Linked DNA regions of Homo sapiens: region 1 is linked to region 2. The links are chromatin contacts, found by Hi-C or POLR2A ChIA-PET in ENCODE. All regions are on one chromosome and are shown on one strand. Each heading gives the region's core, a stretch centred on a gene start or an enhancer-like site at or near the end of the contact. The rest is flanking DNA. Distances are from core to core; before and after follow the strand shown.

Region 1 (6,841 bases), core at 2,576-5,075, 46 kb before region 2:
ATTTTTCCCTTCGTTTTGTTGATGCAGACACTGTAATGTGTCTTGTGCTTACTCTGTGTATTAACTGAACCTAAGCTACTTCTTATCACACTCCCCATATTTCTCGAGTTTATCCTTAGAGTATCTTGAAAGGTTTCTCTGTGTGAGTGTGTGTGTGTGTGTGCGCATGCGTGTGTGTGTGTGTGTGTGTGTGTGTGTGTGTGGTTTTTAGTTTAGTTTTGCTTTTCGTTTTTGCCTTTGACCAATTCAGAGAGATGTGCTAGGAATCAGCCATGCTGGTCACCTGTCACCTGGAGCAGCTGCTCTTTAATAGTTATTGCTTGATGTTGGAGGAATTAGCTTGAGAGAGAAGGCTGAGGTTTAGGGATGTCTACTTTGCCAATTCAAAGCTGATTTTGCAGGCAGTGGTTGAGGGGCTTTTTCAGTGTGATGATACAGCTTCTACATATCATTATGCCATGACATACGTATTCCATGTAGCAAATGAGAAAGATGACTGCCTGGTAAACCATGGACATTTAAGCTGCCAACACAATTCTCAGATAGCCTTTGCCTCAGTGCTAAAGCCTGTATTTGCATGCTATGGTAACAGTAGGTTTCTTTATCAATGGTTATTTTGTTTCTGGGATCTATTCTTAAATACAGAAAACATCACATTCTCTGGGATCACATTAACAAACCTGCACGTTGTGCACATGTACCCTAGAACTTAAAGTATAAAAAAAAAAATCTGAATTGCTTTTAGTGATCTGTTACATTGCATGATGAACACAGTTAACATGTTGTATATTTCAAAATTGCTAAAAGAATATATTTTTAACATTCTCACCCCCCCAAAAAGTGATAAATTGGTAAGGTAATAGACGTTATTAATTAGCTTTATGGAATCTTTCTACAATGTGTACAATGTATAGGTTTCTACAATGTATAGACCAAAACATCATGTTGAATACCATAAATGTACATAATTATTTGTCAGTTAAATTAAAAAATTTTCACATAGAGTATAAATTTAAAAACAAATCTGAGTTGAGTCTTTAAGAAATTTCTGGGCTGGGCACGGTGGCTCACGCCTGTAATCTCAGCACTTTGGGAGGCCGAGGTGGGAGGATCATGAGGTCAGGAGATCGAGACCATGGTGAAACCCCGTCTCTACTAAAAATACAAAAAAATTAGCTGGGTGTGGTGGCAGGCACCTGTAATCCCAGCTACTCGGGAGGCTGAGGCTGGAGAATGGCACAATGGCGTGAACCCGGGAGGCGGAGCTCGCAGTGAGCCTAGATCGTGCCACTGCACTCCAGCCTGGGCGACAGAGCGAGACTCCGTCTCAAAAAAAAAAAAAAAGAAAAGAAATTTCTGATACTATTTGCATGACTGTTTATTCCAAGTGTTGATTCTTTGAGAAATGGATGTAAATACATCAACAATTGGAAATTTGCATCTGAATGAGCATAGATTACAGTGTTATAAAATTTTAAGTTTAATGATTCAAGTAGAAGAGTGTTTTTTGTTTGTTTGTTTTTAATATGCATGCTTGTGCCTTTGATCCACGCATCCATTTTTTCAGTGTTTTCACATTTGGAGCTCACTTCATGAACTTGAGTGTCTTACATTTTCTACACAAATCAGATTGGTGTAATTTAAATACTTTCAACGTATCTTTATTGAGTTTCTCCACTGTATAAAGCACTACTATATGAAGGTTAGAATGAATCACAGGCACACTGCTTTAAAAATCTTAGTAGGTGACAGGGCATGGTGGCTCATGCCTGTAACCCCAGCACTTTGGGAGGCTGAGGTGGGCGGATCACCTGAGGTCAGGAGTTCGAGACCAGTCTGGCCAACATGGTGAAACCCTGTACCTACTAAAAATACAAAAAATTAGCTGGGCATGGTGGCGGGTGCCTGTAATCCCAGCTACTTGGGAGGCTAAGGCAGGAGAATTGCTTGAACCCGGGAGGCAGAGGTTGCAGTGAGCCGAGAGCGTGCCTTGCACTCCAGCCTGGGCAATGAGAGCAAGACTCCGTCTCAAAAAAAAAAAAAAAAAAAATATATATATATATATATATATATATACACACACACACACTAATAGGCTAACTTCAGGCACACTGCCTAAGAATTAGCCCTGCTCTGCAAGGAGCAGCTAAAAATAAATAATAAATAAAAACTGTAGTAGACCAATACCTGTTCTATTTAACTTGGAAGGTGGGTGAGTGATAGTGGATTCTGGGTTTGAATCTTGCCTCCAACTGCATGACCATGGGCAAAGTACTTTTTTTTTTCTGTGCTTTCGGTTTCCTTATATGTTAAATGGGAGTAATGATTATACCCACCCCATGGGTTATTGTGAGGATTAAAGGAGACAACCCACACAAAGTATTTAGAGGAATCTAGCCTATAGTAAGTGCATAATATTAATGCATAAATTAGGTTGGTGCAAAAGTAATTGCATCTTAGAAGAGAAGGTAAATTTGCAAGTATTTCTTTCTTTTGGCTCCATAGTACTAATTGCTGGGGAGGAAGGAGACCCAGGGAAGAAGGCATGGTAGAACCTGGAGAGCTGTATATGTGTGTATTGAAAATGTAGACCACAGAGAGGTACTAGATTGTTTGTGTTACAAAGGGTCAAGAAATGAGACGATTCAGCAATGACAAAGAACTGGTTCAGGAGGAGTGAGGAAGCGGGATGTCGGCAGGGTAGGAGGCTGAGGTTGAAGGGTCTGCACCACGCTCGAGTTCTTGGAGGGGAGGCAGAACCGTGTAATGCGGTCCAGCTGTGGTCGCTATCCTATGGGACAGGGGTCATCCGTGTGGAGAAGGGCACAGAAGAGGGTGGTCAGGGAGCTGGACAGGTCATTGACATGAAGGTTGAGGTCACCAAGGATGATGACAGGGGAAAGACGGGAAATGCAATCCAGAAGCCAGCAGAGACCTGGAGAAGGCGGTGTGCCCAGATGGCAGGGACTTGACTGGCATGACCAAATGGCATAGACATGCTGCTGCTTCCCCTGTTGTGCGGAAGACACTAGGAGAAGGCGAGGCTTCGGTAAGGGGGCAGGAAGAGGCAGGATGTTGACTCGCCTGCACTGGTTTGGGTTAAGGTGAGAGGAAAATGAAGACTTAAATGGACCATGGAGTGAGTTTCCCCAGGGTTCTGTGGAAGAGACTCCTTAAGAAAGAGTGGAATTTTAGGAAGAGCTGGTTAGAAATGAGGATGAGTGTGGGGTTGGGGAGGGATTTACACACATGCAATTATAGGCTGGGGAGCTGAGACCTAGGAAAGGAGGCAGTGGTTTCAAGGAATCTCTCCTTGGAGAGTCTATGGCTCTGCCATAGCAAGCAAGAATAGTAAAAAAGAAAGAGGAAATCTACTTGATTATTTTCCTCCAAAGAGGAGAGGAACATTTTGTTCCCTGGTGGTCTGAGCAGCTGCCCCTCCCTCCTGCTTGGCCACCATTGCTGGCAGGGTCGCCGGCTGGCTCCTGGAGGGCAGGACCCACATGCATGTGGCACTGTCATCCTGCCCTCTCCAGACACGCAGCTCAGACCTACCTGCTGCAGGACACTCCATGGTTTCTGCTAATGCTGAAGTGAGCTGCATGGCTAATTCATTCCTGGCACCTCTGAGAACATGAGCTCATCATATCATTAAAGGAATAAGAATAAACAGGAACAAGGGAGCTGCTCAGGAGTTGGGAAACCTCTGGCCCTCTGTGCCTCCCACACATCTTTGGAGAGACAAAGGGGCCAGAACAGCCCACAGTTCCTGGCTACTGCCCTTGGCAGCCTCTCTGTCTCCACTGCCAGCTCTGGGCCACCGCTTCTCCACAGCATGTGAGCCCCCCTGCCAGTCTTCCTTAGGCAACTGTGGGTACCACCCGCATCTCCAAGCCTGTGATGGCGTCCGAGGGCCTTTTGCTCAAGATAAAATCGTTCTTCCTGATTTTGAATTTTCACACTTTGCATTTCCTAGTCCTCTTACCCTGGATCCATGTTAACTCTTGCTCGTCAACAATCCAGCCAAGAAAATTTTTCTTTGGAATATTATTTGCTTTTTCTCACCTCTGAGTCATCTCCTGTCTTCTTCCACCTGCCTGGAATGTCCCCTTCCTTCTCTCTCTGAAGGGATGCCAGTAACTACATCATCCATTGCTAGAGGATCTGTTTCTGGTCTTCTGGTCCCTTCATTTGACTCCCTTTGCTATGGTCTCTTTAGCGATTCCCAATCCTTGCCTTTATTTTTTGTACCTTCCTATGCCTCCGTGTTTCTGGATTTCTCAGTCCTGTACGTGCCAGTAGGGGGATGCAATCTCCATTTCAGGTTGCATTGTTAGTGAGGCATTCTTCTTATTAAATAAATCGGGCTATATAAAATTTCAACTCAGCTGGGTGCGGTGGCTCACACCTGTAATCCCAGCACTTTGGGAAGACTAGGAGGGTGGATCGCTTGAACCCAGGAGTTGGAGACCAGCCTGGGCGACATAGTGAAACCCCATCTCTACTAAAAATACAAAAAATTAGCTGGGCATGGTAGTTCACGCCTGTGATCCCAGTTACTCAGGAGGCTGAGGCACAAGAATTGCTTGAACCTAGGAGGCAGAGGTTGCAGTTAGCCAAGGTCATGCCACTGCACTCCAGCCTGGGTGACAGAATGAGTCTGTCTCAATAAAATAAATAGAATAAAAAATTTCAGCTCTCCCCACCCCAGCATTGCATGCCCTCCTGCCATGTTTTATGTATTTTCTTAGCATTTCCTTCTTACATGACTTAATATGCAGTGGTGCCCTTTAATAGCACAACCCACAGTAACTTCAGCAAAGAGGAAATATGATTGGTGGCTGATTCCTGCCATCTGCAGCATGTTCACCCTGATATTTTATCAATCTCACAGGATCCCACACTTGACACTATTGAGATTTTTGGACCCTACTATAGAATTATGTGAGTCTTCTACATATTTTTGCAAATTTGTTTATGATTATCTGTCTCCTTCATTGGCATGCAACCTCTATAAAGACAAGGATTTTGTCATTTGGTTGGTGCCCCATGTCCAAAACAGTTCCTGCCCTCCTAGGTGCTCAGTGAGTGTTTCCTGGATGGATGGATGAATGCGCTCACCCATCCCACCCCAAAGCTGGGGCCCTCACACCTGCTATTTTTAGTCTTTGCCCACGGGCCCGTCTGAGGGCCAATAGGGCTAGTAAATTTAGCTGACTCACTGGCTGGCTGACTTTAGTGTATAAAGAGGTTCAAGCCCCAAGAGCAACCCCTCTGAGAAATTGGGCAAAACCCAGCCCAGCTTTCCTTCAGGGCAGCTGCTCCTCTGAGAAGGAAACCCAGTGCCACTAGGGTGAGGCTGTGTCCTGGGACAAGCTTCCTGATCGAGGGAGAGCCATCAGACCTGCCTGGGAGGGGATGTGGCTTTGGCTTTTCAGGAAGCCCTTCTGGCTCAGGCCTCGGTCTTGACAGAGCAGGGCTGGGCAGCCCTAGGAAGCACGTGTGCTGCTGTTTCTGGGAAGGGTGGGGAGGGAGGGGGAATGAGCAGGGTTGGGGTGGGAGCCAGATGGGACTTATGATTCAATGGTCCAGGCTCAATAGGTGATCAGGATGGAGCAAGGAATGGACAGAGAACCAGACGAGGGCCTGGCACTGCACTTCTGTGTGAATGAGGAAAAGGTGCTGCTCTGAGCAGATGTAATAGGAAAGGGTGTTTCCTCACAACGGCTGGACTTGCCCTGGTAAGGCATGGAGAAAGTCAGCCAAGCCCCAGGACAAGTCAAGGATTTGGTGTAAGGTGACTTGACCAGAGAAAGCTGAGATTGGAGGATGAGAATCTGGTCCCTCAGGGAATGGGTTACCAGGCAAGGAGCCCAGGCATGGGAGAGCAAAGCTGGGCTAGTTGCTGGGTAACAAGGCAACAGAAACTTGCTTAGTGGGAGCTGATACACCGAGGCCCAAGTATGTCAGCGTCAGGAATAACTTCAGGGTAATGAAAGCATTCCCAATCTCTGTCTGCACACGGATGGCCCTGGAGCACAAGGCACTGCTGGAGCCATGTCATGAGGCAGCCTCAGCAGAGCAGGCCGTAGTTCCTCAAAGAAAGACCCATTTGTGTGGTTTGTGGTAGCTCTGTGGCTCTCCAGGTATGGTCCCTGGACTAGCAGAATCCTCATCATCTGGGAACTTGTTAGATATGCAAATTCCCAGCCCTGCCCCACACTCACTAAGCTGGAAACTCTGGGGTGGAGCCCAGAAATCTGCATTTTAACAAGTGCCAGGTGATTCTGATACACTCTACACTTCGAGGACACTCTGTAGCTGAAAAGCCCAAACTCTTGTTTTAGAGGCTGCGCTGGGGTTGGGAGAAGGCACAGAGGTAGATGTTTATGGGAAATGTCTGCCTGCAAAACCAAGGCAAAGATTCTGGACTGAAGCTTGGAGAATGGACTTGGGCTATAGTGTTCATTCTGGTCTTAAACAGCATGAGGGGAGGCTTTTCCTTAGCCCTGATTCTAATCTCAAGGCATCATTTCTTATAGGCAAAAGGAGACACTGAGTATTAGAGAACACCAAGAAATTATTGTTTATTCTCTTGGGCATGAAAATAGTGCGGTAGTCATGTAAGAAAATGTTCATATTTTTGGGGGAGATGCATGTTGAAATATATGGGTAGAGATAGCATATCTTGCATTTGCTTTCAAAAAAACATTTCAGCAAAGATAGAAAAGGAAAAAGGGATAGATTGAGCAAATGTGGTAAAATCCTGATAATTGTTGAATCTGGGGGAGGTATATTTGGGGGCTCAATGTATTGTCCTCTCTGCTTTTTTGTATGTATG
Region 2 (6,540 bases), core at 277-2,776:
CTTGGCTGATGGCCTTCTTCTCCCATGTTCAAAGCCAGCAACAGCAGGCCCGGTTCTCCATCACATCACTCTTTCTCTTCCGCCTCACTCTTACACTTGTAAACCAAAAATAAAATTCAAAGGCCCTGCCCACAACCATGTGAATGGACTCCCTTCTCAGTCAGGGCACCCTAAAAATCTAACCTGAAGGACCAGTTCAGGCCATGAAGGGAAGCAGGGGTTGGACATACCTCATTAGACCCCTCCAGCATTAACATCAACACAGACCTTAAGTCTGATAAGAAATTTACTTTGCTCTCTAAAGCCTGCTACTTGGAGGCTTTATCTGCATGATAAAACCTAGGTCTCTGCAACCCCTATGGTAACTCAGACATTCTTTTCTACAGATAACAGATCTTTCAACCAATTGCCAGTGAGAATCTGTTTAAATCTACCTGTTACCTGGAAGCCCTCCCCACCTTTGTGTTGTCCTGCCCTTCCAGATGGAGCTAATGTAGATCTCACATGTATTGATTGATGTATTATGTCTCCCTAAAATGTATAAAAGCAAGCTGTACTCCAACCACCTTGAGCACACGTCGTCAGGACCTCCTGAAGTTGTGTCGCAGGTGTATCCTTAACCTTGGCAAAATAAACTCTCTCTTTTTTTTTGAGACAAAGTCTCGCTCCGTTGCCAGGCTGGAGTGCAGTGGCGCAATCTCGGCTCACTGCGACCTCCACCTCCCAGGTTCAAGTGATTCTCCTGCCTCAGCCTCCTGAGTATCTAGGACTACAGGCACATGCCACCACGCCCAGCTAATTTTTGTATTTTTAGTAGAGACGGGGTTTCTCCATGTTGGCCAAGATGGTCTCGATCTCTTGACCTCGTGATCCGCCCGCCTCAGCCTCCCAAAGCACTGGGATTACAGGCGTGAGCCACCGTGCCCGGCTGGCAAAATAAACTTTCTAAATTGATTGAGGCTTGTCTCAGATACTTTTTGGTTTACACACTTTCAGGACCCTGTGATAACATTGGGCCCACCTAGATAATCCAGGATATGTTCTCTATTCTCAGGTCAGCTAATCAGTTACCTAAATTCCATTTGCAACTTTAATTCCCCCTTGCCATGTAACATAGCATGGGTATAGGTTCCTGGGATTAGGATGTGGGGATCTTTGGTTGGGGGGTGGGCAGTGTTCTGCCTACCACACTAATCAAAGTTTTGCTATTTAACTGATAAGACAAATGGGAACCAGACCAAAGTAAGCAAAGATGGACTTACTTGGATAATTACAACATGTATATATTTTGTCATGTGGGATATTTCAGGACTGTGAACATCTGGAGAGCACAGCATGATGGGGGCGGGGGGTGCTTTGGGAGGAAGTGGGAGGCAGCGTAGGCAAAACTGAAAGTGACAAGAACTTTAACCAAAGTTATGTTACTGCAAAAAGTAGAAGAGCTGTGCTGTAAGTAAATCAGCAAGGAAGGGTTTAAGTAGGGTCTAATGTAGTGATGAAGCCCAGCTACAGTGTCTTTGGGCTGGGTTAACTACCCTGACTCATCAAGTGTTGGCGACTGAAAAAGGTTGTGGAAGGATGATCTCGTGTGTATTGATTACCCAATGGCTGGCCACATAAAAATGGACAACTTTTGTTAAAAGGCTGTCTGGGCTCAGATACAGCTGCAGGTTTTTAGCAACTGGAAGGCATTTAAGTTAAGCTCAGGGTAGTTGCAAGAATGGAAGTTGCTGACTTCCTATCAAAAAAGCTGCCTATTCTGATTTGTCTCTTCAGAGCCCCAAATAGTCTCTCTAGCCCTAAGCCAGCAATGGCTTAAGGCTCCACATTGCAGAATGGAGAGGTGGGTTGAGGTGCATGTGTGTGAGCGTCTCTGTTTAGGCAGGGTCCTTTCCCGCAGTGAAACCTTTTGCTCATGTTTACAATTCACTGAATAAAAGTTTAAGAGTCTAGGAACATACAATTCAAAAGGACTTGATGACCTCATCAATTTCTCCTGCCTTAGTAGAGCTGAGTGTCTGGGGCTTCCAGGCAAGTTACTTGTGAATATGTGTAAGGAAATTTAAGGTATGTTTTAAATAAACATACCAGAGCTTATGCATCCCACATGAGGCTCTCCTTCAAAGCAATCTCCCTGGAAGATGAATTACTTATTCCAAAGATGCTGTTAAAAACACTCTGGATCGTTTCTTTTTCGACACTGAAGTGAATGGAGTATCTTGATGAGGACAAATATTTATCCTTTAAAGGTGGATTTGATTTTTAACAGCTAAAATTCATTTAGATCAAAGTCCGGGGAATAAGGTGCATGATCAAGTTAAGTAATACCATTTTAGATTAAAAGATGAGGATGATAAAATTGAGACTCATTTTCTCGTGAGGATTGTGTATGGTTCTGAAGGCCAAAGAGCCTGAACAATGGCAGTATTGATGGGGTAAGCTGGCACTTTTCAAAGAGATTTCTTTAAAAGACAACACGTTTGAAAGCAGCAATTTTTGGAATCTATTTTTTTAAGCCTATTGCCTCAGAGAGACACTGTAGAATAGTGATTAGAAGCATAGGCTCTCAAAGCAGTTCTGGAATCTAAGCTCAGCATCACCATATATAATATCAACTGTGTGACTCCAAGCAAGTCACTTAACTTGTGTAAGCTTCATTTTCTTTTTTCTTTTATTTTCTTTTATTTTTTTTTTTTGAGATGGAATCTCACTCTGTCACCCAGGCTGGAGTGCAGTGGCACTGTCACAGCTCACTGCAACCTCCACCTACCAGGTTCAAGTGATTCTCCTGCCTCAACTTCCAGAGTAGCTAGGACTACAAGCATGTGCCACCATGCCCAGCTAATTTTTGTATTTTTAGTAGAGATGGGGTTTCAACATATTGGCCAGGATGGTCTTGAACTCCTGACCTCAAGTGATCTGCCTGCCTCGGCCTCCCAAACTGCTGGGATTACAGGCGTGAGCCACTGTGCCTGGCGAGCTTCATTTTCTTCATCTGAAAGGGAGGATTATAATATTAACTACTGGCTGGGCATGGTGGCTCACGCCTGTAATCCCAACACTTTGGGATGCTGAGGTGGGCGGATCACCTGAGGTCAGGAGTTCAAGAACAGCCTGGCCAACGTGGTGAAACCCTGTCTCTACTAAAAATACCAAAAAATTAGCTGGGTGTGGTGGCGCACGCCTGTAGTCCCAGCTACTAGGGAGGCTGAGGCATGAGAATCACTTGAACCCGAGAGGCGGAGGTTGTGGTGTGCCGAGATCGCACCACTGCACTGCAGCCTGGGAAACAGAGCAAGACTGTCTCAAAAAAATATATAATAATAATAAAAATAATATTAACTACTTCACAGATGGCTATGAGGAATAAATCAGGTCATATATATGAAAAGCATGAGGTTATGTGTGCAGAACCCCTATTCTACTACCTGACATATAATAAGTGCCCGATAAATTGTGGCTATTGTGTTTCTTCTTTGTCACATTGTGTACACATAAACACACGACTATTCATGCCTAGATGGGAGTAAATCCATAATGTTGATTGTATTTGTGATGTGTATGACAATACTAGTAACTATCATTTATTATACAGTTGTCATGAGTCAAACCCTTTCAAGCCTCATGATAACCCCCTTACAGGCAGGTACTATTGCTGGACCCATTCTTACAGATGAGGAAGTTGAGGCTTAATGAGGTTAAGTAACCTGCCGAAAGGCATTCAGCTACAAAGCTGTGGAGTCAGGATCTGAACCCAGGCACTCTGACACTTTTAACCCTTTCCCACGCAGCAGCTTCTGAAGCCCTGTCAGTCCTCTTCACAGTGACATGAAGACATCACGAGTAGACGTTCAAGTATGGACATTGAAACCTCAGGGGCTGGATTTGAGTTTGAAGCCCAGCTTACTCACTCACCGGTCATGTGGCCCAGGGGACTAATGAAGACATGATTCCAGGACAGCATCTAGTACAGTCTAGTCCTCAGGAAACAGGGACTGAAATTCAACATGGATGAAACCTGAATCAACTGAGTGTTCCATGCTCAGAATGGTTTTGGTCCCCCACCCCCTACCCTTGAGACATATAAGCTCCCCTGGGCGATAGTAGTACAAGTGTTCTGAAAGGCTTTGGTGATAGCCGAAGTATGAAAAAGCAGCCTTACTGATAGTGGAAAATTCTCCTGAAAGTGGGCAAAGTGTTTCTATCAGATTATGGCCAAATTCCAGCTGGGGTGAAGGAGGTGACAGACAAAACCACTTAGTGTTCCTACTCAGTCCACAAGCTGACACTCTGATCAAGCACTTTTCCTAGCACGTGTTCTTGGAGAGCAGCTTGTTATCTGAGGCTGGGGGCCGGGGCTGCCTGCCAATCCCCGGCCTGCAACAGTGCTTTCTCATAGAGTCACATTAAGTCTGAATGGTCACAGGGAAACCTAACGTTGCTTGCAGTTTAGTCTCTGGCTGGTCTGGATCATTCATTCATTCATTCATTCATTCATTCCTCTTTCTTCTGCATCTGGGAGACTCCACACCAGGTTCCCGGGAGTGATTCTGATCTTGGGGACATGTGGTGATTCATTTTTAAAAAGAGGCTTATTTACACGACTACATCTGCTACATGCTTTTTTATCTGTTCTTTGTTGTTGCCTGGAACGACACCTGTTAAATGACCTACATTTTGCCTTCTACCTGCCCTTTAAAAGGACAGAGCAACATAAATTTACATGCACGTTGGGTAGAAGGTGCTTTATTTTCCACCAGATAAAGTATATAATATGGAATTGACAATACTCAAAAGTGCCTCTGATGATTTTTGTTAAAATTCTTCTCAACTGCCCAGTTTCTCACCATGAAAAACCAAGCACTGTCCTAGTTAAGTATCACCCACCCAAGAACTTTTACAAATGTGAACTTGCTTTCCTACTTGGTCAGCATCCACTCCCAACCTAGAAATGTTATCCTCAATATTGAAATTAAAATGGCTTTCCTGGTTAGTTATCTCCCTTTTCTCACCTGTAAATGAGAACCTTTAAAAATGATTTCTGAGACACCTTCCAGTGGCCAAACTTGTGATTCTCTGTTTTGTAAGACAGACAAATGTGTGAGTCTCTCTGTGCCCCAAACAGCAAGCCATCATTCTAACCCAAATATTATTCATTTCATTCATTAGCTTAATAAATGCTTGGTGAATGAGCGACCGAATTAATTAATGAATGCCTACTGTGTTCCCCGCCCCAGGGAACACACGGATAAATAAGACAGCTTTTGCCTTTCAGCAGCTCACACTGAAGAGAGAAACAGATGTATAAACAGAAGTGCTGCTCAGTTTAACTTTCTTTTCAGTGAGTTTTATTTACTTATTATTATAATAAACATTTTAATTTATTTAGTGCCTAGTCTGTGTCAGGCATGCTGCTGGGTGTTATACAATGAATCTTCACACTCACTCTACAAAATAGGCATTATTGACCTTATTTTAAAGATTAGAAAACCAAGGTCAGCAAGTGACAGACTTGATCTGGTTGGCTCCTAATCACGTGTTTGTGGTATGTGATTACTAAGTCATATGTGTATGATATGAGATATATGATCTTTACTGATTCTGGAAAGAAAAGCAAAATGGCACCATGATTTGATCTCAGTGGAAGGCAGCAAGTGGTGGTGTTTCCAATTCATTCGCTTAACCAACATTGATTGAACATCTTCTCAATGTCCAACTTACACTAGACACTGGGGATAAAATTAAAAAGCTAAGCATTCTTCTAATCTCCTAACGCTGTCAGTTTTTAAAAAGGATAAAGAAGGCTGGATGTGGTGGCTCATGCCTGTAATCCCAGCACTTTGGGAGGCCGGGGCGGGCGGATCACCTGAGGTTGGGAGTTCAAGACCAGCCTGACCAACATGGAGAAACCCTGTCTCTACTAAAAATACAAAATTAGCCTGGCATGGAGGCACATGCCTGTAATCTCAGCTACTCGGGAGGCTGAGGCAGGGGAATCACTTGAACCCGGGAGGCAGAGGTTGCAGTGAGCTGAGATCATGCCATTGCACTCCAGCCTGGGCAACAAGAGTGAAACTCCATCTCAAAAAAAAAAAAAAAAGAAGAAGAAGAAGAAGAAAGAAGTGTCAACTAATAATTGCAATGAAATGGGACCAATACTATGATGTACATAGCAACAGAGTGCTCTGGGATCCCAGAGAAGAGAGCAACTCACCCTGGGCTGGAGGACCTTTCAGCTGAGCATTGAGGGATAAGAGTTCACCAGGCAGAGAGGATGGAAGAGGGCATTCTAAGCAGAGGGGACAGAAAGTGCAAAAAGCTAGGGATGTGAACAGAATACTGCATTCAGGGAATACTGAGAAATTCCACGTGGCTGAGTGTAGAGGAAGCGAGTGAGCCTGGAGGCTGATGGAGCCAGCTGGAGTACTCAGTTGGGGCCATGCTGAAGAGCTGGTTCAGAATTTATCCTATGACTGATAGAGATTTTTTTAGGGGGGATAGTGACATCATCTGATTTGTTTTTTAGCAAGAGAACACTGG

What was found. Hi-C counts contacts between places; a loop is a spot of excess contacts on that map. ChIA-PET counts read pairs that join two places held with the same protein, here RNA polymerase II (POLR2A). Pooled maps may share reads with other maps.
Region 1: a map of GM12878 shows a loop between it and region 2 (2.8-fold over the local background). The contact joins two enhancer-like sites. A Hi-C loop is called at or near these places in 1 of 168 maps with a recorded cell type or tissue (GM12878) and 1 of 50 pooled maps. POLR2A ChIA-PET finds 5 or more read pairs at or near these places in 7 of 52 experiments (AG04450, BJ, GM12878 and 4 more).

Annotation. Positions count from the first base shown.
Region 1 is chr2:201,952,713-201,959,553 of GRCh38, reverse strand. No RefSeq gene overlaps it. Among named protein-coding and RNA genes, the nearest start is that of FZD7, 78 kb to the left of the region's middle. Within about 2 kb of position 3,825, at least 6 of the 41 ENCODE cell types and tissues checked have a DNase peak (open chromatin) inside an H3K27ac peak, as active enhancers do.
Region 2 is chr2:201,905,062-201,911,601 of GRCh38, reverse strand. No RefSeq gene overlaps it. Among named protein-coding and RNA genes, the nearest start is that of CDK15, 100 kb to the right of the region's middle. Within about 2 kb of position 1,526, at least 3 of the 41 ENCODE cell types and tissues checked have a DNase peak (open chromatin) inside an H3K27ac peak, as active enhancers do.